Regions from separate parts of the Homo sapiens genome. Here region 1 is linked to region 2. The links are chromatin loops, found by intact Hi-C in ENCODE. Cell type or tissue: endothelial cell of umbilical vein. All regions are shown on one strand. Links, peaks and the distances in the headings refer to the core of each region. The heading gives the core; the rest is flanking DNA.

Evidence for each region. A loop is a pair of places that touch in the nucleus more often than their neighbours do. Peaks named below come from ENCODE experiments on the same cell type or tissue, not always from the same donor. Only the 100,000 strongest peaks of a DNase experiment are listed, where the experiment ranks them.
Region 1: it touches region 2 in a loop (4-fold over the local background); 4 of 110 quality-filtered maps call a loop at or near these places.

Annotation. Positions count from the first base shown.
Region 1 is chr15:56,860,820-56,876,343 of GRCh38, forward strand. No RefSeq gene overlaps it. Among named protein-coding and RNA genes, the nearest start is that of LINC03065, 18 kb to the right of the region's middle. In endothelial cell of umbilical vein, for the core only: a CTCF peak has its summit at 8,959 (motif pointing left); a DNase peak (open chromatin) is centred at 10,532; H3K27ac peaks cover 364 bases.
Region 2 is chr15:56,726,305-56,741,828 of GRCh38, forward strand. ZNF280D (zinc finger protein 280D) reads right to left here and starts at 7,205. Exons shown (of 22, transcript NM_017661.4): 1 at 7,154-7,205. RefSeq lists a silencer at 6,955-7,224. In endothelial cell of umbilical vein, for the core only: no CTCF peak of the experiment used is centred there; DNase peaks (open chromatin) are centred at 6,077, 6,637 and 7,257; H3K4me3 peaks cover 1,997 bases; H3K27ac peaks cover 2,008 bases.

The DNA of each region.
Region 1 (15,524 bases), core at 7,432-11,431, 140 kb after region 2:
AACCCAGGAGGCAGAGGTTGCAGTGAGCTGAGATCGCACCACTGCACTCCAGCCTGAGCAACAAAGCCAGACTCAGTCTCAAAAACAAACAAAAACAAACAAACAAAAAACTACAATGAGATATTTATATTACCTCACACTTGTTAGAATAACTATTATCAAAAAAGAGAAAACACAGCAAGTCTTGGTAAGGATATGGAGAAAAGGAAAAGGAAACACTTGTGCCCTGTTTGTGGGAACATAAATTAGTATAGTTATTATGGAAAACAGTATAACGTTTCCTCAAAAAATTAAAAATATAACTATAGTATAATCCAATCCCACTGCTGTGTATATATCCAAAGGAAATGCAATCAGTATGTCAAAGAGATATTGGCACTCCCATATTCATTGCAGCATTATTCACAATATAGCCAAGACATGAAATCAATCTAGGGAGCCAGGCGTGGTGGCTCACGCCTGTAATCCCAGCATTTTGAGAGGCAGAGGCGGGCAGATCACTTGAGGTCAAGAGTTCAAGACAAGCCTGGCCAACATGGCGAAACCTTGTCTCTACTAAAGATACAAAAATTAGCCGGGCATGGTGGCATGCACCTGTAATCCCAGCTAGTCCGGAGGCTGAGGTGGGAGAATTGCTTGAACCTGGGAGTCGGAGGTTGCAGTGAGCCGAGATCGTGCCTCTGCACTCCAGCCTGGGCAATAGAGCGAGACTCCTTCTCAACTGAAAAAAAAAAAAAAAGAAATCAATCTAAGTGTCCCTCAATGGATAAATGGTTAAAGAAATTCAGCCTAAAAAAAAAAGAAGCAAATCTTGTCATTTGCAACAACATGGATAAACCTAGAGGACGTTATCATTATGTTAAGTGAAATAAACAAGGCACAGAAAGACAATTCATTGTATGATATCACTTACATGTAGAATCTAAAAAAGTCTGAACTCATAGAAGCAGAGATTAAAATGGTAGTTACTAGGGAGTGAGGGTTGAAGGTTGATATTGGGAAAATGTTGATGAAAGGATACAAAATTTCAGTTAGGAGGAACAGGTTCAAGAGATCTATTGTAGAATATGGTGACTGCATTTAATAACAACATATTGTATACTTGAGGATTGCTAAGAGAGTAGGTTTTAAGTTCTTACCACCCAAAAAAGACATACAAATGGTAAACAAGCATATGTAAAGGTGCTCAACATCATTGATCATCAGAGAAATGCAAATAAAAACTACAATGATCAGCACCACAGGAAAGGTTTAAAAAAATACAATGAGATATCATCTCACCCTAGTTGAAATGGCTTTTATTTAAAAGTCAGGCAATAACAAACGCTGGAGAGGATGTGGAGAAAAGGGAACCTTCATACGCTGTTGGTAGGAATCTAAGTTAATACAACCACTATGGAGAACAGTTTAAAAGTTCCTCAAAAAACTAAAAAGAGAGCTACCATATAATCCAGCAATCCCACTGCTGGGTATACACCCCAAAGAAAGGAAGTCAGTATATTTCTTCACTCTCAGGTTTGCTGCAGCTCTGTTCACACTAGCCGAGATTTGGAAGTAACCTAAGTGTCCATCGATAGATGAATGGATAAAGAAAATGTGGTACCTATACACAATGGAGTACTATTCGGCCATAAAAAAGAATGAGATCCTGTCATTTGCAACTGCATGGATGGGACTGGAGGGCAGTATGTTAAGTGAGATAAGACAGCACAGAAAGACAAACATCACATATTTTCACTTACGTGTGGGACCTAAAAATAAAAATAATTGAACTCATGGAGTTAGAGAATACAAGAATGGTTACCAGAGGGTGGGAAGGGTAGTGAGGTGCGGTGGGGAGGTGGGTATGGTTAATGGGTACAAAAAAAATAGTTAGAATGAATAAGACCTAATATTTGATAGAACAACATAGGGACTATAATCAAAACAATTTAATTGTACATTTAAAAATAACTAAGAGTATTATTGGATTGTTTGAAACACAAAGGATAAATACTTAAGGGATGGATACCCCATTTTCCATGATGTGTAATACATTGCATGCCTGTATCAAAACATCTCATGTAGCACATAAATATATACACCTGCCACATATCCACCAAAATTTTTTAAAAAATAAAAATTTTAAAAAGATAACTGTGAAATAATGCATATGTTAATAAGCTTGATTTAGTCACTCCACAATGTATACATGTTTCAAAACATCAAGTTTTTCACCATAAATATATACAATTTTTATTTGTCAATTAAAGATAAATAAATAGAAGAAAAAAATGTAAATGGTCCAAACACACCTAATTAAAAGACAGAAGTTATCAGATTGGATAAAAAAGTAAGGCAATAATATGCTATCTATAAAAAATACACTTTAAATATGAAAAACACCAATAGGTTAAGTTTAAAAATGAAAAAAAAAAAGTTAACTTTAACAAAAGAAAGAATAAATGGGTACATTAATGACCAACAAACTAGATTTCAGAGCAAACACTGTTACTAGAGAGTTTAAAATGTCATTTCATAATGATAAAGGGGTCAATTAACCAAAAGGATATGACATTCTAAAAACACTATTCACCTAATTAATACAAGAACTTCAATTTACATGAGACAAACATTAATAGAACTAGAAGGAGAAATAGAAAATCCACAATTCTAATAAAATATTTCAATACCCCCTCTCAATAATTCTTAGATCAAGTCAGCAGAAAATAGTAATGATACAGGTTTTCCAAACATTATCAACCAAGATGACCTAATTGACTTGTATGGACAGGTCCACTAAACAACAGCAGAATACACATTCTTTTCTAGTGCACATGAGATATTTTATCAAGATAAACAATATTTTGTGCCACAAAACAAGTCACAATAAACATAATAGGATTTAAGTCATACAGAAAGCAAATTAAACCCAAAATAAGCAAAAAAAGGAATTAATAAATATCAGGGAAGAAATCAAAGAAATAAAACAAAATCAAAAACAGAAAAACCAGAGACACAATCAATGAAGCTAAAGGAAATGTGGCTGGTGCCTGTAATCCCAGCATTTTGGGCGGCCAAGGCAGGAGGATCCCTTGAGCCCAGGAGTTCGAGACCAGTCTGGGCAACATAGCGAGACCCTGTCTCTACTAAAAATTTTTAAATTAGCTGGATGGAATGGTGCACACCTGTGTTCCCAGCTACTTGGGAGGCTGAGGTGGGAGGATCACTTGAGCCCCAGAATCCGAGGCTGAAGTGAGCTGTGATCACGCCACTGCACTTCAGCCTGGATGACAGAGCAAGACTCTGTTTCAAAAAAAAAAAAAAAAAAGGAGGAGGGGAAAGAAAAAGGAAACTGAAAGCTACCCTGCAAAGATTAATAAAATTGATAAATTTCTAAATTGACCAGGAAAAAAGAGTGAGGACACAAATTACCAATATCAGGAGTCAGAGAGATGACATCAGTATAGATATCCATAGATACTAAAAGGATAATGAGGGAATATTATGAACAACCACAAACTAATATATTTAACAATTTAGATGAAGGACAGACACACGACAGACACAAACTACCAAAGCCCATTCAAGAAGAAAAAGATAATATAAAGAGATAGGTCGGGCATCAGGTGACTCACACCTGTAATCCCAGTACTTTGGGAGGCCAAGGTGGGCGGACCACTTGAGGCCAGGAGTTCGAGACCAGCCTGGCCAACATGGTGAAACCCCGACTCTACTAAAAATAAACAAAAATTAGCAGGGCATGATGGTGAGTGCCTGCAGTCCCAGCTACTTGGGACGTTGAGGCAGTAGGATCGCTTGAACCCAAGAGGCAGACGTTGCAGTGAGCTGAGATTGCATCTCAAAAATAAAACAACAAAACAAAAATATGTATATCTATTAAAGAAACAAAATTTTCAGTTAAAAACCTTCCCACAAAGAAAACTCTGATCCAGATGGCTTTATTGGTGAATTCCACCAAACATTTAATGAATGTTACATTCATGAATGAACAGTTAATGAATAATTCTAATTCTTCACAAATTTCCAAAAAATTGAAAAGGAAATACTTTCCAACTAATTCTGTGAGTTCTCCATTACCCTGATATTAGAACCACACAGACACATAACGAAAAAAGAAATTTACAAACCAATATCCCTCATGAACACAGATGCAAAATGCTAAACAAAATTTAGCAAATCAATCAATATTTAAAAAGGATAAAACATCATGACTGAGTTAGGTCTATACCAGGAATTCAAAGTTGTTTTACTTTCAAAAAAATTATATAAGACACCATATAAACACTAATTTAAAAAGAAAAGCATATGATAGTCTCAATAGACACGAATAAAGCCTTCGAAAAAATCCAACATCGGTTTCTGATTAAAAAAAACTCTCAGCGAACTAGGTATAAAAGAGAATACTCAATCTAATAAACAGCATCTATAAAAACAAAAACAAAAACCTACAGCTAGCATCATACTTGTAAAAATTAAAGCTTTCCTCTAAGATTGAGAAAAAGACAAGTATGTCTGCTCTCACCACCTCCATTAAACATTTAACTGGAGGTTGTAAGCAAGAAAAAGAAATTAAAGGCATCCAGATGGAAAAGAAAGAAGTAGAACTGTCATTATTTGAAGACAACATGACCATCTATGTAGGAAATCCTAAAGAATCTACAAAACAGGTACTAGAACTAATAATGAGTTTAGCAAGCATGCAGGATACAAAATTAATGTATTAAAAAATCAATTGTATTTCTATTTACCACTAATGAACAAGTGAAAATAAAAAAAAATTAAAACAATATCATTTATAATAACACCAAAAACTAGAAAACATTTAGGGATAAATCTGACCAAAGATGTAAGAATCCTGCATACTGGAAACAACAAAACATTACTGACACTGATTAAAGAAAATCTGAATAAATGAAGAGATATACCTTTTTCATGCTTCAGGAGGCTCAATATGGTTAAGATGTCAATTCTTCCCAATTTGAGCTGTACATTCATTTCCATCTCAAGCAGGCCTTTTGGCAGAATTTGACAGGCTGATAATAAAATTCATGTGGAAATGCAAAGGATCTACAATCGCCAAAACAATTTCAAAAAAGAACAAAAAATTTGGAGAGCTAATGCTACCTGATTTCAACACATATCGTAAAGCTACAGTAACCAATACAATGTGCTATTGATAATAAAGATTGACAAAGAAATCATTGGCACAGGATGGAGTCCAGAAATAAAACCATGCATACATATATAGACAACAGATTTTTGACAAAGGTGAAAAGGCAATTTAGAGGAGAAAGTATACTGTTTTGAACAAATGGTGCTAGGACATGGAAGAAATATATATAGCCTTGAATTGTAGAGAGTTTCACAGGGCATGTCAGATTTGGCAGATTGGGCTACATAAAAATTTAGAATTCATGTATGGAAAAGATAACCTAAACTAACTAAAAGATATGCAATATATCTTTCGAAGACAAGCTATATTTAAAAGATATACCAACAGGCCAGATGGCATGGCTCACCCCTGTAATCCTAGCACTTTGGGAAGCAGAGGCGAGTGGATCACATGAGGTCAGGAGTTCCAGATCAGCCTGGCCAACATGGTGAAATCCCAGCTCTACTAAGAAATACAAAAAATTAGCCAGGCAAGTGGTGCATGCCTGTAGTCCCAGCTACTTGGGAGGCTGAGAAAGGAGAAAGGAGAATCACTTGAACCTGGGAGGCCTGAGGTCGCAGTGAACCAAGATCGCGCCACTGCACTCCAGCCTGGGCAACAGAGCGAGACTCCGTCACAAAAAAAAAAAATTAAATTCCATAATCTATCAAGAGTTCCTGCAAATTACTAAGTAAACGACAAAGAACATTAACAGACAAATCACTGGAAAAAATATAAATTTCAAATAAACCAATAAAAAGTTGTTCAACATCATTAATAATTACAGAAGGCCAATTATTTTCCCACAATCTTATTATTGAAACTATTAAATGTGGATAACACTCCCCCAAATCCAGACCAGTTATTTAATATGTTTTAGGAGTAGGTTGTCACTTCTCTAGAAACAGGAACAGAAACATGATCAAACTTCTGCTTACATTTGTCAATATGACCTTGAGAAAAGAGTATCAGCGCACTGCATTTCCATGCTCCACTCTGGGCAACAACGGAGGTAAACAAGATAGGCCTCCAGTCCTTGTCAGCTGTAATGTATTGTCTCAGATGGACTTAAAGGCATATTTTCTCTTAATTCAAGGGAAGATGACTCACCTTTCCAGAGTGGTCTGTCAGTGACATGCTATGCTAGAGACTTTGCATTAATTATTTCTTTTAATCTCTACCACAACCCTGCGAGGTTTTTATGGATGAGAAAACTGAAGACGCTATGTTAGCATTCCCCAGCCTTTTTGGCACCAAGGGCTGGTTTCATGGAAGACAATTTTTCCACAGATGGGGGAAAAGTTTGTCCATGGCCCAGGGATTGAGGACCCCTGCTCTACATAACCAGCGATATACTTCAGTGTCCATGTTTCTTTCCACTGCATCCTAAAGAAAGGAGTTCTCCTCTAGGTGGGGGGACAGACTAGAGTGTGAAAAAGGCCCTAAAAGACACTCAATAGATCAAAAGTATAACAATAAGTAAAAGTTCCACATAAAATGCTGAAAACAATTTTAACCTTGCATATGTCTGTGATAAGCACTGATGTTTATGATGTTATTTTGTGTTGCAATTTTAAAGTGAAAAGAATGCTGGTGTTGGCAATAGGCAGACCTGGTCTCAAACCCCAGCTCTGCTGCTTACCAGTGGTGTAATCTTGGTCAAGAACCTGATTCTCCACACTGAACTCTGACTTTACATTGTCACTATTGAGTGCAATGTATAATCCTATGATAAAGTTAATCATCATTTGACTTGTTTGGGGGTTAGTTCCTGTGACTATCTTTTCAAACAATATTGAAAATTGTGAGCAGCTGTAAGACAATCACTTTGTGTCACTGACAACACTTAAAAAGTTACTTGTACATTAAGAGTTTAACACACATATTTATTAGATGAATATTTTATTAAACCCAAGACAAGATAGGTTGACAATACTAAGAGCTGACAAAGACAGGGGAAGGCAATCTGGGTAGGAGAACAATTTGCCAGTGATTACTAAAAAAAGTGCTATAAAGAATAAGACCCAAATGTCTGCCATACGTCCTTTCACACCTTATTTCATGCCTCCCCAACCCAGTACCTTGATCACTTGACTTTATTTCAATCCTTTGGATTAAGAGAAAACAACTTAAGAACAGGGATTATGTTTTATTCGTCCTTGAATCTTCAGAAATAGCATAATAAGGTGCTCAGTAGATGACTGTTGAAGTGAACTGAATGGTAACTTAAGAAGCAAGAGATTATTATATGCAGAATATTCATCTCAAGAGGGAAAGCTAGTTTTATGTATTTTCCATTGTGATTCTTTTGTAAGTAGGGAAATTCTATGCCAAGGACTGAAAAAAGCACATCATAAATCATGGTTCAGTCCATCTGAGTACTGTTTTAATTTTAGCGCAGCATGTGTTGAACTTCAGTGCTCTTGATTTACACATTCCTAATGCAAATATATCAAATTTTCAATTATTCAAGGGTGAATTATCAAATTTGTAGATTAGCTAGGCTTTATGCTTATTCTACTCCCTTTAGGTACATAGGCCTTTGGGCGCCTTCTCCTTCTTCCTTGTGCTTGAATGGCAGTGGGATTAACTCATTAAGAATAAAGGAAACATCTGTGTTGCTTAAATGACAGTGAGGATCTTGTAGAAACTCAGTACCACCTGTATGTAGTTCTATTACTGGTCATAAATTCAAATAAAACTGTCACAGTATTCAAAATTCAATGGATATTTCTTGAAGTAGTTCATCAGAGAACAATTTTTCCTCATGTCAGAGAAAGAACTAAATGAAGCATTTTATTTACAATAATAAAAAATGTTATATTGATTCAAATCACCGGCAGTGTCCACAGACACATGACAGAAAGCGGACATACACGTCGTGGAGATATTTGGCCAATCACATTTATCCCAGCTTGACTATGTCTTTCATTTAGTGACAGGAAATCTACTATCAGCCCCTATCACTTCAATGGTCAATTAATTAAATATTTTGATTCTATTCACATCCTTTGCTTTGAGCCACTTGTAATCATCTCATAGAGGGAAGAAAAAGCAATCATGTTTATAAATTATGAGCATTTTCAACACAGTTGAATGTAATTTATTCTTTACTTCTTACGTTTTTCTATCACTATTAATACTTCATGTAGGTGTGAATATAAACCTTGATGCACACAAACACATAACTCCCAGTTGAATGTCAACACCTTCAGAAAGAAAAAAAAAAGACTTGTATAAGGAAAACAATGGATAAGCTTTATGTGTGTGTGTCATACAGTGAATGTATATAACTACACATACATTCATGCATTAACGATAGGGATGCATTCTGAAAAATCCCTGACTAGGTGATTTCGTCATTGTGTGAACATCATAGAATGTATTTACACAAACCTAGATGATATAACCCACCACACACCTAGGCTATATGTTATAGCCTATTGCTCCGAGGCTTCAAACCTGGACAGCATGTTACTGTACTGAATACTGTAGGCAATTATAACACAGTGTAAGTATTTGTGTTTCTAAACATAGCTAACCATAGAAAAGGCATAGTTAAAATGCTGTATTATAATCTTATGGGACCACCACCCTAAACACAGTCCACAGTCCATCATTGACTGAAATGTCATTATGCACACATAACTTTACGTGAAACAGAAAACAATGAATTGTGAAGAAAATAAACAAAGTAATTGAATGGTGGGATGCAGAGCTACCATGTATAGCTGCATGGATTGTCCACTGCACAATTTCAGGAACAGCAGTCACTCTGACTACCAGGTGGATGGCGCCCCCTGGAGTTGTACAATATGGCAGTCTTGGTGAACTTTTTTTCTTTGGGATTTAAACATTTGGGTTTATCAAAACGATTAGACTGTGACCACAGCTTCAGGTCACACTTCCTAATCTCCTAGCATCCTTAGAAGTGACTTGTTCTCTCACAAGCTGATGTGGGAAGGAGAAAGAAAAGTGGAAAGGATAGGAAAATGTATCTATATAGAGGTAATTTGACAATAACAATAGCTAATATTTTTTGGAACTTTTATTAGGTGCCAGGTGTGGTTCATCGCACTTTGTACACATTAACTCTTTATTTAATTTTTTTTTTTTCTTTTGAGACGGAGTCTCGCTCTGTCACCCAGGCTGGAGTGCAGGGGAGCTATCTCGACTCACTGCAAGCTCTGCCTCCCGGGTTCACGCCATTCTCCTGCCTCAGCCTCCTGAGTAGCTGGGACTACAGATGCCTGCCACCATGCTTGGCTAATTTTTTTTTTTTTTTTGTATTTTTAGTAGAGACAGGGTTTCACCATGTTATCCAGGATGGTCTCAATCTCCTGACCTCATGATCCGCCCACCTCGGCCTCCCAAAGTGCAGGGATTACAGGCGTCAGCCACTGCGCCCGGCCTGTACACATTAACTCTTAATCCTTATAACCACCCTAGTGGTAGGTACTATTCTTATCCACATTTCACAGATAAGGGAATTGAGGCTCAGAAATGTTAAATAACTGGCCCAAGACCATGTTGCAGTAAGTGGGGAAGATGTCAGGTAGGAATGAGAGAGCTGATAGACTCTTCTCCTTTGCAAAATTGTGACTATCAATTGAAGGTCAATTAGAGGCTCCTTTTATTTAAATTTTTATTTGCTCTTCCTAATATAATTATTTTTATGGGAAAAAGCAGTCTCTTAGGAAGATCTATCTTCAATCATAAAGTCAGATTTGGGCCAAGTGCAGTGGTTCACGCCTGTAATCCCAGCACTTTGCAAGGCCCAAGCAGGTGGATCACTTAAGCCCAAGAGTTCAAGACCAGCCTGGGCAATATGGCAAAACCCTGTCTCTACCCCCACCAAAAATACAAAAATTAGCAGGGCCTAGTGGCGCACACCTGTAGTTCTAGTAACTTGGGAGGCTAAGGCAGAAGGATCGCTTGAGCCAGGAGGCAGAGGTGGAGGTTGCAGTGAACCAAGGTCGCACCACTGCACTCCAGTCTGGGCACCAAGTGAGACCTTGTCTCAAAAGAATATATAAATAATAAAAATAAAATCAGATTTAAGAATGAAAGAAAAGTTCCAAATATAATTACTGACAAAATAATAATAAATCTCCAGAATAAGCCCCCAAATTAAAGTATAAAATGTCTAGGATTACATTTACATTTAACACAAATGCTAAAGGGATAAAGAATAATTCTTAACTGATTAGCTAGCACTTTCTGCAGATGTCTAGCTTCTAGAATGAGTAAACAGAAATGTTAGGAGATGAGAAAACATCACAGAGGCACTGATTAAAAAAAAGAAAAAAAGAGCAGTAAATAAACATAGGGAGAAGCAGTCACAAGAACTTCCACAACTAAAGGAAATGGGAATTGGGGTAGGCCATGGTTGCTAATACACAGCACAGGAGACCAAGAATATTTCTATAGTGAGTCATCGGCTTTTGTATACCTAATTGATTCCTTGTTTCATAACTTCCAGATATCTGAATTTCTACACATTCAACTTACTATATAGAATCATATTCATGTTGAAATGGCATCAACTTTGCATGAAATTTTAGTTTGAAAAAGCAAATGAATAAAATTATGATGTCAAATGCAGTAAGAAATTGCAACAATGGTCTTTGTGTTTTTGCTCTCACTGCCCACTCCAATGCTGCTGTGTTCAAATAAATTATTTCAGCAAATAAAATATTTAGAGCTATAAAGGAATATGGTAAAGACAAAGATAAAATACCATTTGTAATATGACTACTATTAAAGCTCTGGCTTGCAGATTGCTGGCAAATAGTCTATTTTCCAGCTTGTCAAAACAACCCATTCTCTGAGCATGTTCAGAGCTTGCAGAGGTCTTCATTTATACCAGAATGGGAATTGGAGAAAGAAAAACATTTTGAAAATGATCTGCAGAATACATTGTTTTGTAAAATATCTAATCAAATGAGAGCAGCCTGTCAAAGTCAAGAAATGTTACTTACTCGGCTACAATAGGTATGATGCAGAACTGGCCACCCACTCACCAGCTGCAGAAAATGAATTTAAAGTAAGCTGGTCATTTGTCCTCAGACAAAGTACAACTGCCAAATATTTTATCCCAATTTGTCATCCCTGCTCTATTCCAGTGAATTCCATCAATCCAAGGCCAGTCACAGTGTTTAGTCTCTCCAGAACAATAAGCTTAACCCAACAGGTTTATTTGTTTAAGTCATCTGGTGAAATCTTTTAAATTACGCCTTGTTTCTAATACCGCTTGTATTTTGCATTCACGTAAGCTTCTGCTGCAGCTGCTTGAGAAGAAAAGGAAAGGAGGCTTTTGCTGAGCAGTGAGAAGAGAATACATTTTTAAACTTTCCTTTCTTTCTCCTAAAATTAGCACCTGGCATATGGAATATTCAGCAGGTGGCTCAGCAGGGAGAGAGTTACTGTTTTTCTTACCTGCCACTGAGATGTTTGACATTTTGACTTCATAAGGAACAAGATTCTTGAGGCCATCAGTGTGTGTGTGTGTGTGTGCGCACACATGCACACACTCATGCACTAATGGGCATGTTGAGGGAAGTCCCATAGAGGACTTCTGGAGGACAGAGTGTAAGAGACAGGAGCTACTAACAGACAAAGTTATACAATTAAGAAACATTAAATATCAGAGAGGGGAGTACGTTTCATATTGTTGAAACTGAATAACTAATTCAATTCCCACTAGTATCGGAGAATAGGAAATTGCTTTGTAACTTAAAGAACTTCAGAAATTACACTTTATAATATAATAGGAATGTTCTTTGAATATTGTTTGAAGACTCTGATGTAAAGTTCACTGAGATAACTTCCCCCAGATGTAGGAAAAGTAGCTATTGAATCAGAATTTTACAAACATTTATAAATGTCAACAATCTGTGTCATGTACTATTCTAGGCAATAGAGCATCAGAGAAAAAAGTGGAGTTCCAAATGCGAAAGATATTTAGAAAGTATAATAAACTAACCTTGGATATGGGCAGTGAGGGAGAGAGAAGAGTCTCAGATAATCCCCAAGTCTCTGGCTTGATGACTAGGTGAATAGTAGGATCATTAAAGATGTCTGACAAGAGACCACTAATTGCTTGCCTAATATTCATTCTACCCATTTTCTATGTAACTGACCTATATAGCATTAATATAAAAGATAGCAACATGCCCAGCTAAAAACCACATTTCTCTGTCTCCATTACAGATAGGATTGTCTAATAAGACATAAGCAGACATTTTGGAATGGGGCATCCGTGAGAGCTCTCTAAAGTATATTGAATAGCAGGGTGGCAGCACTTTTTCTTTACCTTTCTTCTTTCTGCCTGGAATGTCAAGGTTAAAGCGCCCACAGCTGGTTTGTGACCATGAGGTAACTTGAAGATAAAAAAGCTTCATGGTAAGGATTATAGAACAAAAAATAGGAAAGGCCTAGATTCCTGATAATTGGTGATTCTTCATACTGGAATTAGCCCTGGGTTAATTAGCAACTGGGTTGCCTAACCCTAGAGTTTTATTTTGATAGAAAAATTAATCTTTACTTTGCTTAAGCTGCTGTTATTTCAGGTCTCTGTTTAGCCATCAAAACTAATCCTAACCGATACTCAATGACAGAGAATCAAGTTGCTTGGTGCTTTTTGGTAGGTGGGAGGGTTAGGATGAAGTTCAGTTTTGGATGTATTGCATACTAAGTGCTGGTAGAATGACCAAAAGTCACTTGGAAACTCAAGCTGGAGATATAGATTTGGGATTGATCCAAATGGGAGGCTAATGTCTACAGCTTATCATCTAGAATCAGTGGTTCTTCATTTTCTTCAGATCAGTCTATGGTAAGAACATTCTGGTTTTCATTTTTAAGCATTTAACTTGCACCTTCCCTTGAATGCAGGGAGTGCAGGCAGTGCAGAACCATAAAAATGAGAGTGCAAGCTGAAACTGTGCAAAGTGATTTTAATAATGGAGGCCGGGCGCGGTGGCTCATGCCTGTAATCCCAGCACTTTGGGAGGCCAAGGCAGGTGGATCACGAGGTCAGGAGATGGAGACAATCTTGGCCAACATGGTGAAACCCCGTCTCTACTAAAATACAAAACATTAGCCGGGCATGGTGGCACGTGCCTGTAATCCCAGCTACTTGGGAGGCTGAGGCAGGGGAATTGCTTGAACCTGGGAGGCAGAAGTTGCAGTGAGCTGAAATCATGCCACTGCACTCCAGCCTGGTGACAGAGCAAGACTCTGTCTTAAAAAATAATAATAATAATAATCAATGGAACAATTATGACTATCCTGTGACCTTTAAAATGTTTGTCAAAACATGAAAGCTCTCTTACTGTCAATTATAAATGTACAGAGAAATGGAAAAAATAGTAAGGCTATTATTTTGTAGTAGTAGTCCCTCCTTATCTGAGGGTGATACATTCCAAGACCCCCAGTGGATGCCTGAGACCGTGGATAGTACCAAACCCCATACATGCTGCGTTTTTCCTAAATATATATGTATCCATGATAAAATGTAATTTATAAATTAGGCACAGCTAGGCACGGTGGCTCATGCCTGTAATCCCAACACTTTGGGTGGCCAAGGCAGGAAGATTGCTTTAGCTCAGGAGTTCAAGACCAGCCTGCGAAACATAGTGAGATCTCGTCTCTAAAAAATTAAAATAATGTTCTGTCATAAAGGACACAAATTCTCTGTTATCCAATAATCTACTAATCTGAATCATCATCTGTTCATTCATGCATTCAGTAAATATGTGGTAGGCACTGTACACACATTTGGAATATATTATATCCATGAAAACAACAGGCAAACATCCTTGCCTCTGTGATGCTTACCTTTTAGTTGGTAGTCATGGGGGGCTGAAACAGGAGGCAACAAAAATGAAGCCTACTATATTATTTGAGGTGGATAATAATGATGCGATGATAAATGAGAAAAGTAGAGACATTTAAATGCATGTGTTAAAAAAAAAGGATTAGCAGTCTTGACCAGATGATGAATTGATATTACAGACATACTGTATGAACTTGTAAATGTGATTCCCTAAGAAAGACACAGTATCACTTATGAAGCATTCTGGCTAGATATGCAGAACTTGAATGTAATCATGAGGAAACATTAGACAAATCCCAAATAATGAACATTATATTTTAAAAAAGGAAATATTCTACAAAATGTCAATGTCATATATGCTGAAGGTTTTGTGTTTTTTTTTAAATCTCAATGTTAGGGCTCCTATTGTCATGAATTCTGAATTTACTAAAGGAAAATTATTTATATTTCTATATTTACAGCCAATTTTTTTCTTAGTTTATTTAGAAAATATCTTTTTAAGCACTTGTTATACTGTTTTGGGCACTGTCTTTGCCTGAGTTATTTAGAAAACAGAGCCTAGGCAAATTTAAGGACCAGCACTTTATTGAGAGGTGTAATCTGAGGACATTAAGAGTGCAGAATAGGTGAATGAGGCGGGAAAGGAGGGTAAATTAACGTAAGAGTTCATTTCTGAGCTGGCCACAGCTTCATTAAACAGTATGGTGGGGATCTCTTCAAGACCGCGTGAGTCCAGGAGTTCAAAACCAGCCTGGCCAACCTGGTGAAACCCCATGTCTACTAAAAATACAAAAAATTAGCTGGGCATGGTGACCCACGCCTATAATCCCAGCTACTCAGGAGGCTGAGGCATAAGAATCACTTGAACCCCGGAGGCGAAGGTTGCAGTGAGCTAAGATGGTACCACTGCACTCCAGCATGGGCCACAAAGCAAGACTCCGTCTCAAAAAGAAAAAAATTAGGCCAAATGTGGTGGCACATGCCTGTAATCCCCAGCACTTTGGGAGGCTGAGGCAGGAGAATCACTTGAGCCCAGGAGTTCAAGACCAGCCTGTGCACTATCTCTACAAAAAAATTTTTTTTTTAATTAGCCAGGCATGATGGTGTGTGCCTGCAGCCCTAGTTACTTGGGGGGCTGAGGTGAGAGAATCACTTGAGGCTAGGAGTTCAAAGTTGCAGCGAGCCATGATCACACCACTGCACCAACCTGGGCAACAGAACAAGATCCTGTCTCTTAAAAAAAAAAAAATTAAGACCAAGATATTTTTAAAAATTATATTCATTAATTTAATTTTAAAATAACAGTGACAACATGAATACATCTTGGAGACATTATGTTAAGTAAAACAAGCCAGACACAAAAAGACAAACATTGTATGATTGCACTTAAGGGAGGCATCTAGATTAGTCAAATTCATAGAGGTAGAAAATAGAATTGTAGTTGGTAGGGGCTCTGGAGAGAGAGGAATGGAGAGTTATTGTGTAATTGGTGTAATTGGTACAGAGTTTCAGTTTGGGAAGATGAAAATTTCT
Region 2 (15,524 bases), core at 5,667-9,666:
TTAAAGTCCAGTATACTATCAGAGTCCAAAGGAAACTAGTTTTTTACTTTCTTTCTTGAGCAGTTCTTTTTAGAAAGACTGACATTATTCACATTGTTTCCTAGAGATCTTTAAACAAAGAAGGGAAAATTTACTTACTACTTTAAAATAGATTAAAACTCATTATATCTTATAATTATTATGTGGGTCTATAACAGAATCCTTTTATCAATCTAAAATACATTATGGGATGTTAGTGGCTTTATTTTTCCTACATCTTGAAATATTTTGCTAACTCCATCATTCTAGGTATTATTTCACCATTGTTCATCAATTAATCCCAACTATGCTAAAAAAATAATAGGACTGCCTAAAAGAATAATACAACAGTGAAATAAATCATGACTAATGCATTAGCCTTAATTGTTCTCATTTATTTTCCAGTTTTCTTATAGTTTTGCAAAAATATTGCATCAATTTTCAAAGACATATGGAAAACTGAAGACATTTTTGTAGTCTATGTCAGAGAGGGAAAACAATTCCTCTATCACCTTTGGTTCAGTATCTCATGGCCTGTGAATTAAACTATGAAAAGACAGATTCACAAGAGAAGAAGCATACAATTTTTATTAATATTGACATGCACAGGAGTTCACAGAAAAGAAGTGAAACTCAAACAAGTGGTTAGACGTAGAGGCTTTTATACTATTTTAACCCCCCCAAAAAAGGGAACTTGGAATTTCAGGGACAATAAACCATGGGAAAGTGACTAGAAAAAATGGGAGAACTAATGGAAAATAACGGTTATTTTAGTAAAATTTGTTTATACAAACTCATCTCTGCCTTGACTCTCAATCTCAAGGGAAAAGAGTTGCTCTTCCCTCCCTGTTATAAGAAGGAAACTGGCTGGGCGTGGTGGCTCATGCCTGTAATCCCAGCACTTTGGGAGGTGGGTCACCTGAGGTCAGGAGTTCGAGACCAGCCTGGCCAACATGGCAAAACCCCGTCTCTACTAAAAATACAAAATTAGTCAGGCATGGTGGCGCACGCCTGTAGTTCCAGCTACTCGGGAGGCTGAGGCAGGAGAATCACTTGAACCCGGGAAGTGGAGGCTGCAGTGAGCTGAGATCACGCCATTGCATTCCAGCCTGGACAACAAGAGCAAGACACGGTCTCAAAAAGAAAAAAAAGAAAAAAGATAGAAATTAATGCCCTGCTACTACTAGGCAAATAAGGGGAGGGCACAGAACTCTTCCAGCATCTACTGACTCTCAATTGCCTTCAACTCAAAATAATCCTCATGCGTAAGTGGCAGATTCTGATCCCCTTCATCTGTTTCTAGTTTTCACTGAATACAATTAAGAACTCAGACTTCATTTTCTGCCCAAAATGGAAGAGAAGAAAATTAACAGAGGAAGGCATTTCACAACTATTAGACGAACCAGAAGATTAACACAAAGATAGACAGCAGCACTTTAGACTCTTAATGATGGTAGTGAAAATGACTTTATAAGGGAAATCTCAGACTGAGTCCTTGGATGAGTTACTTTAGATAAATTCCCTCAAACTTAATCAATGAGAGAATAACGTATTTCTAAAAACAAAAAGGAAATACGGCATTCTCATCCAGTGGGAAGAACTTCATCACACAATATTTTTACATTAAGAATATGGACCATGCTGTTCTGCTCAAAGAAAATGTGACAGTCTTTCATCCTTTACAAGTGTGTGCTAAAATTTTACTTAATACATTTTTTTTTTTTTAAGAGACAGGGTCTCACTCTGTCACCCAGGCTGGAGTGCAGTGACACAATTGCAGCTCACTGCAACCCAGACCTGAAGCGATCCTCCCACCTCAGCCTCCCAAGTACCTGGGACCACAGGCACATGCCACTACACCCGGCTAATTTTTTATTTTTTGTAGAGACAAGGTCTTCTTATGTTGCCCAGGCTAGTCTCAAACTCCTAGGCTCAAGCAATCCTGCCTTGGCCTCCCAAAGTGCTGGGATTACAGGCATAAGCCACCACACCCGGCCTTGATACAACGCTTAAGTGCCCAAGTATTGAATGCAGGGGTATGCAAAGGTGACTGGAAGGAAATAGAAAATATAGACATTTTAAAAAATTCATTGGATTGATCATTCTAGTTAGTTGCTCATAAATCTGAAATTGAAAAATCTTGCAATTGTGGAGCAAAGAAGATGGCCGTCCTGTCTTCAACAAAATTATGAACCATCAAAGGTTTCAAAAATTCTTCCAGTATTGCATTTTGATGATGTACATGCAAAAAGACAACCCAGAAGGAATGACAAGCAAGAACCTATCAGGGAAGCATTTGAAATTTAGAATCAGTATTTATAAGACAAATAGTTCCAGGGTCTTGTATGAAAGTTGCTAAGTACAGACAGTCTCCAACTTAAGATGGTTCAACTTACAACAATTTTCAACTTTATAATGGTGTGAAAGTGCATTCATTACTTCCAGTACTCATACAACCATTCTGTTTTTCACTTTCAGTACAGTACTCAATAAATTACATGAGATACTCAACACTTTATTATTAAAAAATAAGCTTTGAGTTAGATGATGTTGCCCAACTGTAGACTAATATAAATGTTCTGTGCATATTTGAGGTAGGCTAAGCCAAGCTACGATGTTCAGTATGTTAGGTGTATTAAATGCATTTTCAACTCATGATACTTTCAACTAATGACGGGTTTATCAAGGATGTAACCTATCGTAATTCAAGGAGCATCTATAGTTAATTCCATTCAGATGATGTTGCCCATTTCAGGTAGAAATACCTTCAAAAGGTGAAAAACATGAAATGAAAATCTGAGCAACAGGTGACAATGAAATATGATAAGCTTGGACAATGCAGATCTACACAGAGATTGGGAAAAGGCATGAAAGTAGAATCAAGATTGATATATACGAAATGACAGAAAAATTTCAAAATTCTGTCAGACATATAACTTGTGACAAATTTTTTACAAATTTAGACTTGGCTGAATATCACACAGCATCAAACTCTCCTTAGTTGGCACTGTTAGGAAGAACAGCATTGAACTTCTGTGAATTTTCACAAATGGAAAAGCAAAAGAAGTCAACTGCACAAAATCTGGATTTCGAATATAATTCATGATTCTTATTGTCCTAAGGAAAACTATACCTACTCTTCTCAGCTCAGTGCATTCTCAACCATCAATGAATTTTAAAATCCTTGCATAAATTAATCTGAAGTGATCTGTATTACAAAAAGACTACAGAAGTGACACATTCAAAAAGTGGGTCAGAAACAATACTTGGAAGAGAATGATTTGAAGATGGCTTATGACTGATATTAGTTCAGAGTATACTTTCATTGTACGGGAAAAGCTTCAGTTACAAAACTGGAAGTTACCAAGAAGAAATTCCTCATGCAACTAGGAAAATAACTTGCAGAAAATAGGAAGGGAATGTTGTCTTACCCTCTAACCACAATGATTTCTGCACAGATCTGAAAATGGGAAGAAAGAAAGATGTTCTTTGTACAGATACAGAAACTCAAAAAGAAAAAAATGTGTGTTACAATGAGAATGTTTATGCAAAGCGTTCAAATGTGATGTATATTTGTTGTAGGAGTGTTATGTAATTAAATGCATGAAATAGATTTTTTATTTTTTATTTTTCTAAGTACATACAAAGATATCTGCTGTATTGAAATTCTTATTAAAAGCTCCAATAAGTTGTTTTACATTATGCTTTATTTTTACTCCTATAAATTATACATAATAACGTAAAATGCAAAAAAAACCAGTCCCTTTTGACCCAGATGATAGTGATAATTGTACACTTTTCCTCGTATACTGAGGGTTAAGAGAATCCTTAAAATTGCTCTGGAGAAATAAATCAAAATTCTAAACATACAATTTTTGATATAAGGCACTGATTAAATCAAGTCATTATTTAAATCACTATTTAAAGCAATCTGAAAATTCAAAGTTTTTAATTCCTTTCTAAAGCAAGAAAAAAACTATTCAGGATTTATATATTTAATTAGTGAATATGTCGTAAGTATTCCTCATCTTCCAAAACTTGCTTTTGGAATAACAAAGTATGTTGTCAATAGAAATATCCAATTTCCTGTCACCTAAAACTACAGTTGACTTTTCATTTGTGAAAACTGCTATTTCAGTGAGCCAATGCTGATTAATAGAACACTGGAATGAAAAAGGACTGGATTAGTAGCCTAACTGGACAGATGTTCCAGTTGAAGCACTTGCAATCCTCCAACATCAAACTACTTCAGAACTTTTCTATTTACCATAGCTTACTATGGCTAAAATGGTCCTAAGCAAACTTTCAAAGAAGGCAAAGCTTTCTGACATCTACTTTCTGCCTCCTCTCTCCTAGTCTCCCTAGGCTCTGATGCCAACACATAGAAGCATTCCAAGTTCCCTAAAGTAGATGGGTTAGTATTTCCTCCAGAATTGTCTCCACTTCTTCTTCTTCCTAACTTCCAAAGCCATACCTAAACGACTGCTCCCAACTGTGTTTATCAGATTACTGCAGGTAAATTCCTACCAACTACTAATGCCAAAATATCACACCACAAATGACTTGCTAATTGCAGAAGGAAATGCTTACAATGGAAAGATAGCTTGTCACCACCTTATCTAAGAGATCAAATTTAGGATTATTAATAAGACAAGCCTACTTTATGTGCCTTTGGATGTTGTATGCAATGAAGCATACTGCATGGCTTATGAAGTATTCCTGTCAAAAAAATATTAAACCTAAATATATTCAAGCCTTTAGACCCAAATCCAAGTTTAGAGAAAACAGAGAGGATAGGGGGAACAAATTTAAACACTATCAGGAGGAACTATCACTAAAACATGGAATATGGGTTATTCTGAAAGACTACAGACCAGGTCTCTTCAAAAGGTCAATTTCGCCCAGTGCTGTGGCTCACATCTGTAATCCCAGCACTTTGGGAGGCCGAGGCAGGTGGATCACTTGAACCCAGGAGTTTGACACCAGCCTAGGTAACACGGCAAAACCCCATCTCTACAAAAAATACAAAAATTAGCTGAGTGTGGTGGCGTGCTCCTGGGTTCCCAGCTACTCAGGAGGCCGAGGTGGGAGGATGGCTTGAGCCCAGGAAGGAGGTCAAGGATGCAGCGAGCCAAGACTGCTCCACAGCGCTCCATCCTGGGACACAGAGCAAGTACCTATCTCAAAAAAAAAAAAAAAAAAAAAAGACTGAAAAGGAATTTTGAAGAAATGGGGGGAAATGTGAATATATACTACACCACGTTAGATTTTAAGGAATATTCTTCACTTTCTTAAGTGTGATTGCGGTATTGTTACACAGAAAAATGGCCTTGATCTCTTACAAAATACATACTGACACACATACAGCATTTAGGGCTGAACTGTCATATCCGTAATGCACTTTGAAACGTTCAGAAAACAGAATGTGAGATAAGTGGAAAAATGCAAATATGGCAAAAAGGTAGCGTTAAAACTAAGTGTTCAAATGGGCTATTTAACTTTCCAATATTTTCGAAAAAAATAGCAAGTTGCAAAGTTAAGAAATTAACTCGAGAATAAAAATATAAAAGCCAGGCTAGATGGTGCACACCTGTAATCCCAGCTACGGAGGCTGAGGTGAGAGGTCAGCTTGAGCCCAGGAGTCTGAGACCAGCCTGGGCAACATAACAACCGCATTTCAAAAGTAAAGTATAAAAATATCAACGAAAGGGCAACTGAGTAATGTTTCTTAAAATCTTTAAGTGAGCCTCCTTGCCTATTCTCATCTACCTCATTCCCACAAAAATGGTATATACTAGAGTTGAGCACCGGAGAAGGAGTCAGAAGACCTAAGGTTCTATTAATATAATTGGCCTTGGCTCTTCCTAGTCAGTGACCTCATTAAAGTCCTCTCCCTGAGGCTCTGTTTCCTCGCCTGCAAAATGATTCCAGCAACCCAGACCACTTCAAAAGGGGCTAAGAGATACAAATCAGGGGTTATCAATGAAAGGCACAAAAGCAAGACACAATTACAACAGTATTTGTAGTGATGTTAAAACATCAGAGGCACACAGCCCTAACAATGGTATAAGCAAACCAGTGCCTTCCCTGGTTAAGTTTCTGCGTGGAGACAGCTGGAGTTGGCACAGCAGTCCCCCAAAGCAGGACACCTTACAGATGCTAAGAGGCAGCTTTTGTGCTTTAAAACTGTCCTTCTAGCGTTCCATTTTATGTTTCATGGCACTAAAAAAGACAAATTCTGTCCAAACCTGAAAATAAAGCCAAATATTTAAGATGACAGATTTTTTTTTTTTTAACAAATCTTCGCAAACAAAGGCCTTTGGCCAAAGGTCTCCCGTGCTTGCAGAAGCGGGTTCACCTTGACGTTTTTCCTCTCCAGCAGATTTCTCCTTAAAAGCGTTAAAACTTGCGATAAGTTGGGAGGAATTCCTTCCATCGCTGGAGCAGGCTAAAACCTCAGAGTGAGATCATTCTTTCCGTCTCAGTAAGTGAACCTTGCAAAGCTCAGAAAATTTTGTCTCCAACTCCACGTTTCTCCTCAGGGCCCTTCTTCTGTAGACAATAACGGGAATTCTATGGCAGAGGAGGGGAGGTCTCTTTGACAAAAATGAGGGTGCAAACGTGGAACGACCGGTCATCTGGGCAAAATGAGGGGCCCTGTGCCTGCAAATCCCGAATCCCCTTTGGTCTCCTTTCCTACGACTGAAGAGACACGGGGGTGGGCTGTGGTGTGAGGACCATGGGTCTTGGCCAAACATCGGCACAAAATGTACCAAAGGGAGTTGCCTCCAGAGAGAAAAGCCAAAACCAGGCTGGGGACAAACAGGCGCACACGCCTGGGAGAGGAGGTGGCGGAGGAGCAGAAGGCGAAGGCCTGCGCGGCCCAGGCCTGCAGCAGCCGAGGCGGCTGCCGCGTCGCGCCGGGATACCTCCTCCCCCGCCTGGGCCGACGCAAGATGGCGGTCCGGCCGCCGCCGCGCAGCCGGTCTCCTCCCCCGCGCTCTGGGCGCTCCCGACGACCCGCGCCGGCCTCAAGACCCCCAGTCCAGCGCCCCCGGAGTGAGGCGGCGCAGGCCGCGCGGGAGGGCCTCTGCCTGCTGCAGCGCAGGGCGGGCGGGGGCGGGGGGGCGCTTACCGTGAGCGGAGCGGATCGGCCTGACTGGAGCCCTGAGGAGGAGGAGAAAGAGGAGGAGGAAAAGGAGGAGCACGAAAAACTACACTGCGGCGACGGCGGCGGCTCCCATTGCGGAGCTGGCAGCCGAGCCGTGGAAAGGGGGGGGCTCTCGTGCAGCCGGCGCGCTGCCTCATGGGTAGGCTCCGGGTCAGCCTCCCCGTGTCCGAGCTCCCTGTCTTCTCGCCGACGCGGGAGGCGGGCACCGGCATGTGCGCCGCGTCGCGGGCCCTCGAAGACCCACGCGCCCCGCCACGCGCCGGTCCGGGGCGAGGGCCAGGGCCCTGCCTCCATGTGGGTGCGAGCTGCTGGCTGGTGTGGCCGGGAGGCAGCCCCAAAATCCGGACTGCTCGGAATTTGCAGGCGAGGAGCCGTGCGTTCCGGGCCCTCCGCGTGTGTAACGACCCCCAGTCCGTTGGCTTGGAAAGTGAAAAGGTCATGGGATACAGCCGCCGTTCGAAAGAAGCAAGGGGCCTGTGGGTCGAAGACTAAACCAGGAGAGAAAAAGGAATCGTCCGTTTCTTTAAATAACGAGCTGATTTTACCAAGTCTGTTTTAAATGTGTGGTTTTGCTTGCGTTCCCTGTCGAGGTCAAATACGAAGAGACGAATCTGTACATTTAGCGTTTTATTTGGGACACAGGAATTGCAAGTTCAGGTTATTTACACATACAGGGTGGTCTTCAGTATGTCAGAAGAACAAAGAGGAGTTAGGGGGTTTTATTTTTTAAAAAAAGTTATCTATTGTTTTTCTAGAAAGTTCGTTGACATTTAGTAAAGTTTTGGGTAGCTGGTTAGTTCTGACTGGTGAGGGAAGGGGCTTGGTAAAGCTTGCCCTACAGCTGCAGCAGGTTCTTTGAGAAGCTAAAACCTGAAGATAAAACCTGTTTCAGGTTACAGCAGGCGGTTTCAGCAGCCAGGCTTGCTGAGAATTCCATTCTTAGAGCAATGTTATGTGCCCTGAGGGCTTCCCCCAGCACTGGCTTCTCCATTCTTTTAGTTGGCTATGACAAGAGTGACCCAATTAGAATGATTAACTTGCACACTCTAATTCCTAACTCTGCCATCTGCATATTAACCTGTAATAGCATTTTTTAAAGTTTGACAACGAGAAGTATAAGAAATTTACAAGAAGAACACTTGCCAAGATACTGCTTGCGTAAATACTTGCTAAAGGTTGTATTCTGATCTGTAAGGAAAGTTTCCTAAACTGATTGTCTTCTCAAGAGCAATGGCATTACTGGTGCAGCTTGTGAGTGACCAAGACTTGAAATCTTGCCTGTTAGGATCCATAACAGACACCCTGTTCAATCACTGAATCTTGCTAATTCATCTTCCTATTCGAATTCAGTTTCTTCTCTCTCATCTGGCTTTCCCCAGTTTTTCTCAAGTGTTTATCATTACTGTAGTCTCCATATTGATTACTGCCCCCAAATTAATCTTCCCCAAAGACCACCTGGATCACTCCTACAGATCTGGTGTACTTGGAGGTAACCATGACCTATCCTTCTCCCACATGGGCCTGGGATCATCTACCCAGCTTTCCCTTTTCTGCTGGCCCTGAAAAATAAACCTTACAGGAAAAGACAGAAAATAGTCAAAACAGCAAACATGGAAAGTTTAAAAATTCCAAAATCTTGGAACATTCTTAAGACATCGTTTTTCAAATGTCCCTAAAGGTTAGCAAAGCATGCTACAGTGTCAGGTGAAATTACAACAAATTTAAAGATCTCGGTTGGCTTTATTGCAATTCTAGATTCAGGCACCACTTCATTCAGTAAAACAGAATAGGTGTTCCCATGAATGGAGCAGATGTGGTTGGCTTTATAGACAGAAAATGGGCTGAAGAAAGAAGAAACAACAAAAAACAAGTTGGTCTTTTCAAAGTTACTTTCCTTGTAAGGTGGGGCACTGAGACAGAATAATAGAAAGAAAACTGATTGGTTAATACCAGGTTACTCCAGATTAATATTGTAAGAACAACAGCAGCCAGGTGTGGTGGTGTGTACCTGTAGTCCCAGCTACTGAGGAGGCTGAGGCAAGAGGATTCCTTCAGTCCAGGAGTTCAAGGCTGCAATGAGCCATGATCCTGCCACTGCAGTCCAGCCTGAGCAACAGATCAAGACGTTGTCTCAAAAACAAACAAAAACGACTTAAAACAGGGAACTTCATTATCATGGGGATTGAAGGTTTAAACTGGCCTGTTTGGGAAATTAGGCTGTTATCTCTCTCCTGATTTCTCAGAAGGCCACATAACAACTCAGTTTCAGTTTTGTGAGCATGGGTAACTCCATGTTGGTTTTTAGTCTAGTCTGCTGGGGCTTAGTGCAGGAGTTTGGTCCAAAATAATGGCATCCTCATAAAAAGGAATGAAATAATGGCAGTTGCAGCAACCTGGATGTAATTGGAGGCCATTGTTCTAAGTGAAGTAACTCAGGAATGGAAAACCAAACATTGTATGTTCTCGTAAGTGGGAGCTATGTTATAAGGATGCAAAGACATAGTAATGATAGAGTGGACTTTGGGGACTCCGGGGAGAGCGTGAGAGGGGAGTGAGGAATAAAAGACTATACATTGGGTAGAGTGTATACTGCTCGGGTGATGGGTGCTCCATAATCTCAGAAATCACCACTAAAGAACGTATTCATGTAACGAGACACCACCTGTTCTCCAAAAACCTATGAAAATAAAAAGTAAAAATAATAAAATGATGGCATCCTATTATTTTTATTTATAACAGGATGAAAGAGAAGATTGCACTCTGTATTCTAGAGTCTAGTCCTCACTTTGTAGAGACAAAAGCTCAATGTTGCCAGTCTCCAGAACTAATTTGAATCCTGGGGGATGATTCATACCAACCAAACTTACTGAGACACATGTGTAAGCCAAAATTGCAATTATTTTTTGTTGTTGTTCATGAAAAACACAACTGCCATGGAGACCAAAAAGCTGGTTAATGTATTTTCATTCAAAGGAACATTTACGTGAGAGGCCAAATTACAAAAGATGACTCATGAGAATAGAATCAGCACACAGGAAGTTATTTGGATGATTCTGACATCGTCCTTCAAACTTCTGACATCATACGCCCTTGGCCTCTAGAACGCCGTTCTTTTGGTTCTCCTGACTTACGGTCTGAGCTTTCCCACCATTTTTTATGAGCTTCTCTGACTTACATTCTCAGCCTGTTCTACATGTTACACACTTGCTATAGATATCCTCACAGTACTCATTCTCCTTAAGTGAGATTATGCTCCACATCCTTACCTGAATTATTGCAGTGAATATGGGTGATCTCCCAGCTTTCATTCCACAATTACTTTGTGTTCATCCATGCAATTTGGACAGACGTAATACACCGCACAGCAGGTCCAAGAATTGTCCAACTGGCCAAAAGTTATCAGAGTTACCCTCACCCTTTGAACTAGTTTTTGTTTCAGAGGCCAATCAGAGGGAAGCCTAGGATTTTTGTTTTATTGCAGAGAATACAGAAGTTCTTTTTTTTCTCTGAATGGTATGGCATTCAAATGTAAATACTGGAAGAGCTACATTCTCCCTCTTTTTTTTTTCTTTGCTACTAAGTAGAGCCAACTGAAAATAAAGCCAACACGTGAAGGAGGAATAGCTGGGAGAATCAATCATAGGGAAAGGAAGCCAATCCCTGAGAGAATCATAAACCTTCAAATAAAACATCACCGGAACCCATACTGCCTCTAGACTTTTCTGGTTTATGAGCTAATAAATCACCTTTGTTGTTTAAGCTGAAGGGATCCAGAATAAGCCATTGTGGCATAAAAATTATTTTGAGCTGAATATGTTTATGTTCCTGAAATCCCTTATCTACCTAAAAGCAGAGCCTTTCAAAAGAACCCAAAAGAACTCAATTGTTATAAATTCCCTCCAGGGAGCAACCAAGGAAGATTGAGTCACCGTCAGAGACTATGAGAATGTCACCACATCTAAACAGACATTGTCAAAACAACTATGATATCTCCCATCTATTCTCCAAAGGGCCCATTTATCTTTCCCAAAAGTCATTTCCGTAAGTTCCCTTTCTGCTCCTTCCCCTTCTAAGAAGTCATTTGTTTTCCCATAAGTGCTTTTCTCCCCCTCCCCTTCAGGGAAGTATATCAGTCTCTAAGCCCCAAATTCTAACCACCCTCTGGAGTCAACACTTCCTTGTGATCTCCTTACGTACATATGTGATTAAAATCTGTCTTCTCTTGTCCTTTGTCAGTTTATTCACAGGCCCCCAATTATAGAACCTCAAAAAGTAGAAGAAAAGTTTTTCCTCCCCCACAAGGCCAATTTGAGTTGAATTTTCTCTTACCTGCAACTGAAATCATCGTTAAGTGTGACAGAGATAATGATACATATTCACCATCTTATTTTCCTCTTTGCACCCAGGAAACCTATGTTTCCCAGCTTCCTTACCTTTTATATTGGGCTGTGTAACTAATTCTGGACAGTGGAATGTAAACAGAAGCAGTGACCCTCCCATGCAAGCCTGACCTTAAAACTTCCAGTAATTTATAGTTCCTATTTGTTTTTCACACACCAGTCAGCTAGATACAGAAAACTCTGAGAAGCTGGGGGATGGCAGCAACATTATATAGAAGGACTCTGGGTTTCTTAAAAATTGCATCAACACACTGATCCTCACTGGACTGATTGGAGCAAAAAATAAACCTTTATTGGGTTAAGACCCTGAGATTTGAGGGTGGTTTGTTGCAATAGCTCAAATCACTAACTCTGATTAATAATAGTGATGGCCTACAATGATAAAAACTAAAATGTGTGTCATTAGCTTAGCACAGCAATCAGGTGGGAATCGAGGAAATAGATGTAGGAGGGTGGACAGCTGAAGGTTCACTTTAGGCAGTGGCTAAACTCTTGCTTACAATATCTCACAAGGCAGATTAGTATCTACATAACTTGTAGAGCTAAGGGAAGAGTTCAGAAAGCAATATTAATGGTAGAGGTTGGTGATTTTTGATATTTTTAGCAAGATGTTATCAGAAGGAGATTAGCATAGAACAGAATTAACCAGTTTATTGTTGGGGGCGAAGGAAATTTTTCACATCTGAAGGTTTGAGTCTGCTGAAATTACCAACAACAGAGAGAATAACAGGAGAAAAGGCATACAAAGGTATTCACATGGTACTGTGCACAGGAGTCATACAAAACATAAGACTCAAAGAAGGGCCAGACAGTTGACACTCAAATACCCTCTTCATAGCAGAGAAGAAAATAGAAGACATAAGCAATTTTGAGGGGTAGCAAATGATTTTCAGAAGACGTGAATGAGCTCAAAGAACAGACAATGGTCTGGGACAAAGTTTTCTGAGCTCTGAGGGAGGTGGCAACAAGTTGAAGGAAGGTGAGGGGCAATAGAACACCAATAGAATAGGTGTTCCCATGAATGGAACAGATGTGGTTCACTTTATAGACAGATAAAGGACTGAAGAAAGAAGAAACAACAAAAAACAAGTTGGTCATTTCAAAGTTACTTTCCTTGTAAGGTGGGGCACTGAGACAGAATAATAGAAAGAAAACTGATTGGTTAATATCAGGTTACTTCAGGTTACTATTGTAAGAAGAGCAGCAGCCAGGTGTGGTGGTATGTACCTGTAGTCCCAGCTACTGAGGAGGCTGAGGCGGGAGTATTCCTTCAGTCCAGGAGTTCAAGGCTGCAGTGAGCCATGATCCTGCCACTACATTCCAGCCTGAGCAACGGAAATGAACAAAGACGGTCTTCTTATGCAGATAAAGTCTCCCAGGTAATCTCAGTTGCCCTGAGAAGAATAGAGGAACAGTCTGTCTGGGCATGATGATGACTTTTAGTCTTTTCTCTTCTCCTTATGGTTAATCTTCACTGGTTATTTGATGAGATTCCTAGGGAGGAGGCTTTAGAACAATTGCATTTCTTTGGAAATGCAATTTCTTTTGAAAAAAGTTTTCTTCTGAAAGATAAGGGAACTTCCAGGGAGAGCCTCTCCCTGTGTTTGGGGGTTGCGAGGACAGAAGAAGTTTAGAAAGTCCTTTATTCTGAGGCAACTTCTAAGCGTTTCCAAGTTTCTTTAATTCAGAAGTGCTCAGCACACCCCAAAGCCCCATACTTTGAGGTATCGTTCTCTGAGCCCTAACATTACAAACAGAAATGAAAGGTAATAGAGAGAGTCCACCACTGGGGGACTTTGCAGGGTTGGAAAACACTACTTCTTCTACATTCCAAACAGAGATGTGACTTTCAAAGGCTTTGAGCAAGGAAGCACCAGTACAAAGTGACTTTCACTTAGGAAAAGATCAGATTACATATGTTTCAGATAGCACCTATTATTTCAGATAGCCTCAAAGTAACGGCCATTAAATTGAAAAAGAAAAATTTAGTCAAAAAAGCAGAGAAATAGGCAGCTTTTAGAACTATGCCTCCAGAATAAATACTATTGATGCTTCAGTATTTAAAGGTAGGTGATATTCATCTACCTTTTTTGAGTGTTCCCATTACCTGAAGTTTCACTGTGCTTCTGTTTTCAACAGCTGGGATCTGCAACTCTTTTTCACAGGACTGTCCTTAGGCTTTTGGAACTACTTTGCATGCTTTCACAAGGACTGGAAGTCCCTGGGAAATTATATCCCTCAAGGGCAGTTCTTAACCAATGACTGATAAATGCAGGAGTATGGAAGCTTTAGCTCCCCCTGTCTTGGGTAGGAACAATTTAGACAAATAACTTACACTCCAGAATTTCCCTGTAGGATCAAGCTGAATATACCCTCTGTAGGGTTTTACCTACAGCTGTATCCTTGGCTTGTGGGCAAGTTAAACTACTATTTATTCCAGTTCCACAGCCACCCTTCTTGCTTTGTGATGCTGGGAGCTAGGACTCTACAAAACAAATTTGTGCCTTGCCAGTTGCTGGTAGGCTCTGCCAATAGGGGGAACTAAAGAGGGACTGGAAGACTGGAGGAAGAAGAAGGGCTTTGCTCCTTCCTGTTTGCCTGTTTTTTCTTCCTGTCTTCATGAATCCAGCAACTTTTCATCACTCCAGCAGTGACCATTCAATCCTGTAACAGAGGCTCCTAGCACCATATATTGAATTAGGGTATCCTTTCCTTAGTGTGTATTTTTGTTGACTTTGTCAAAGGTCAATTGGTGGTAGGTATGTGGCTTTATTTCTGGGCTCTCTATACTGTTCCATTGATCTATGTGTCTGTTTTTACATTACCATGCTGTTTTGGTTACTATAACCTCATAGTATATTTTGACATCAGATAATGTGATGCCTCCAGCTTTGCTCTTTTTGCTTGGAGCTTTGGCTCTTCAGGATTTTTTTTTTTTAATTCCATAATTTTTTTTTTTTTCTTGAGACAGAGTCCAAGTCTGTCACCCAGGCTGGAGTGCAGTGGCACAATCACAGCTCACTGCAGCCTCAACATCCAGGACTCAAGTGATCCTTCCACCTCAGCTTCCCAAGTAGCTGCACTACAGACACATGCCACCACACTCAGCTAAGTTTTTTCAAATTCTTTCTAGAGGTGGGTTCTCGCTATGTTGCCCAGGCTGTTCTCAAACTCCTGGGATCAAGCAATCTGCACCTCGACCTCCCAAACTGTTGGGATTATAGGCATGAGCTACCATGCCTGGCATTGGTTCTATAAGAATTTGAAGATTGTTTTTTCTAATTCTGTGAAAAATGACATTAGTAATTTGATGAGTTGCATTGAATTCATAGATTGCTTTAGGCAGTATGGTCATTTTAGTGATACTGTTTCTTCCAATCCATGGGTTGTTTTTCTATTTGTGTCATATACAATTTCCTTCACCAATGTTTTATAATTCTTGTGGAGATATTTCACCTCCTTGGTTAAATGTATTCCTAGGTATCTTATGTTTTTTTCTTTTGCAGCTATTGTAAATGGGATTGAGTTCTTGATTCGGTTCTCAGCTTGATTGTTATTGGTGTATAGAAATGCTACTGATTTTTGTATGTTGATTTTACATCTTGAAACTTTACTGAAGTCGTTTGTCAAATCTAGCAGTCTTTTGGAGGAGTCTTTAGGAGTTTCTAAATATAAGGTCATGTTATCAGCAAACAAAGATAATTTGACTTTCTCTTTTCCAATTCAGATGCCTTTTATTTCTTTCTCTTGGCTGATTGGACTAGCTAGTATTTCCAGTACTATATTGAATAGGAGTGGTGAAAGTGGGCATCCTCGTGTGTTCCAGTTCTTAAGAGGAATGCTTTTAACTTTTCAGTAAAATGTTGGCTGTGGGTTTTCATATGTGGCTTTTATTATTTTGAAATATGTTCCCTCTGTGCTCACAACGTTACAAC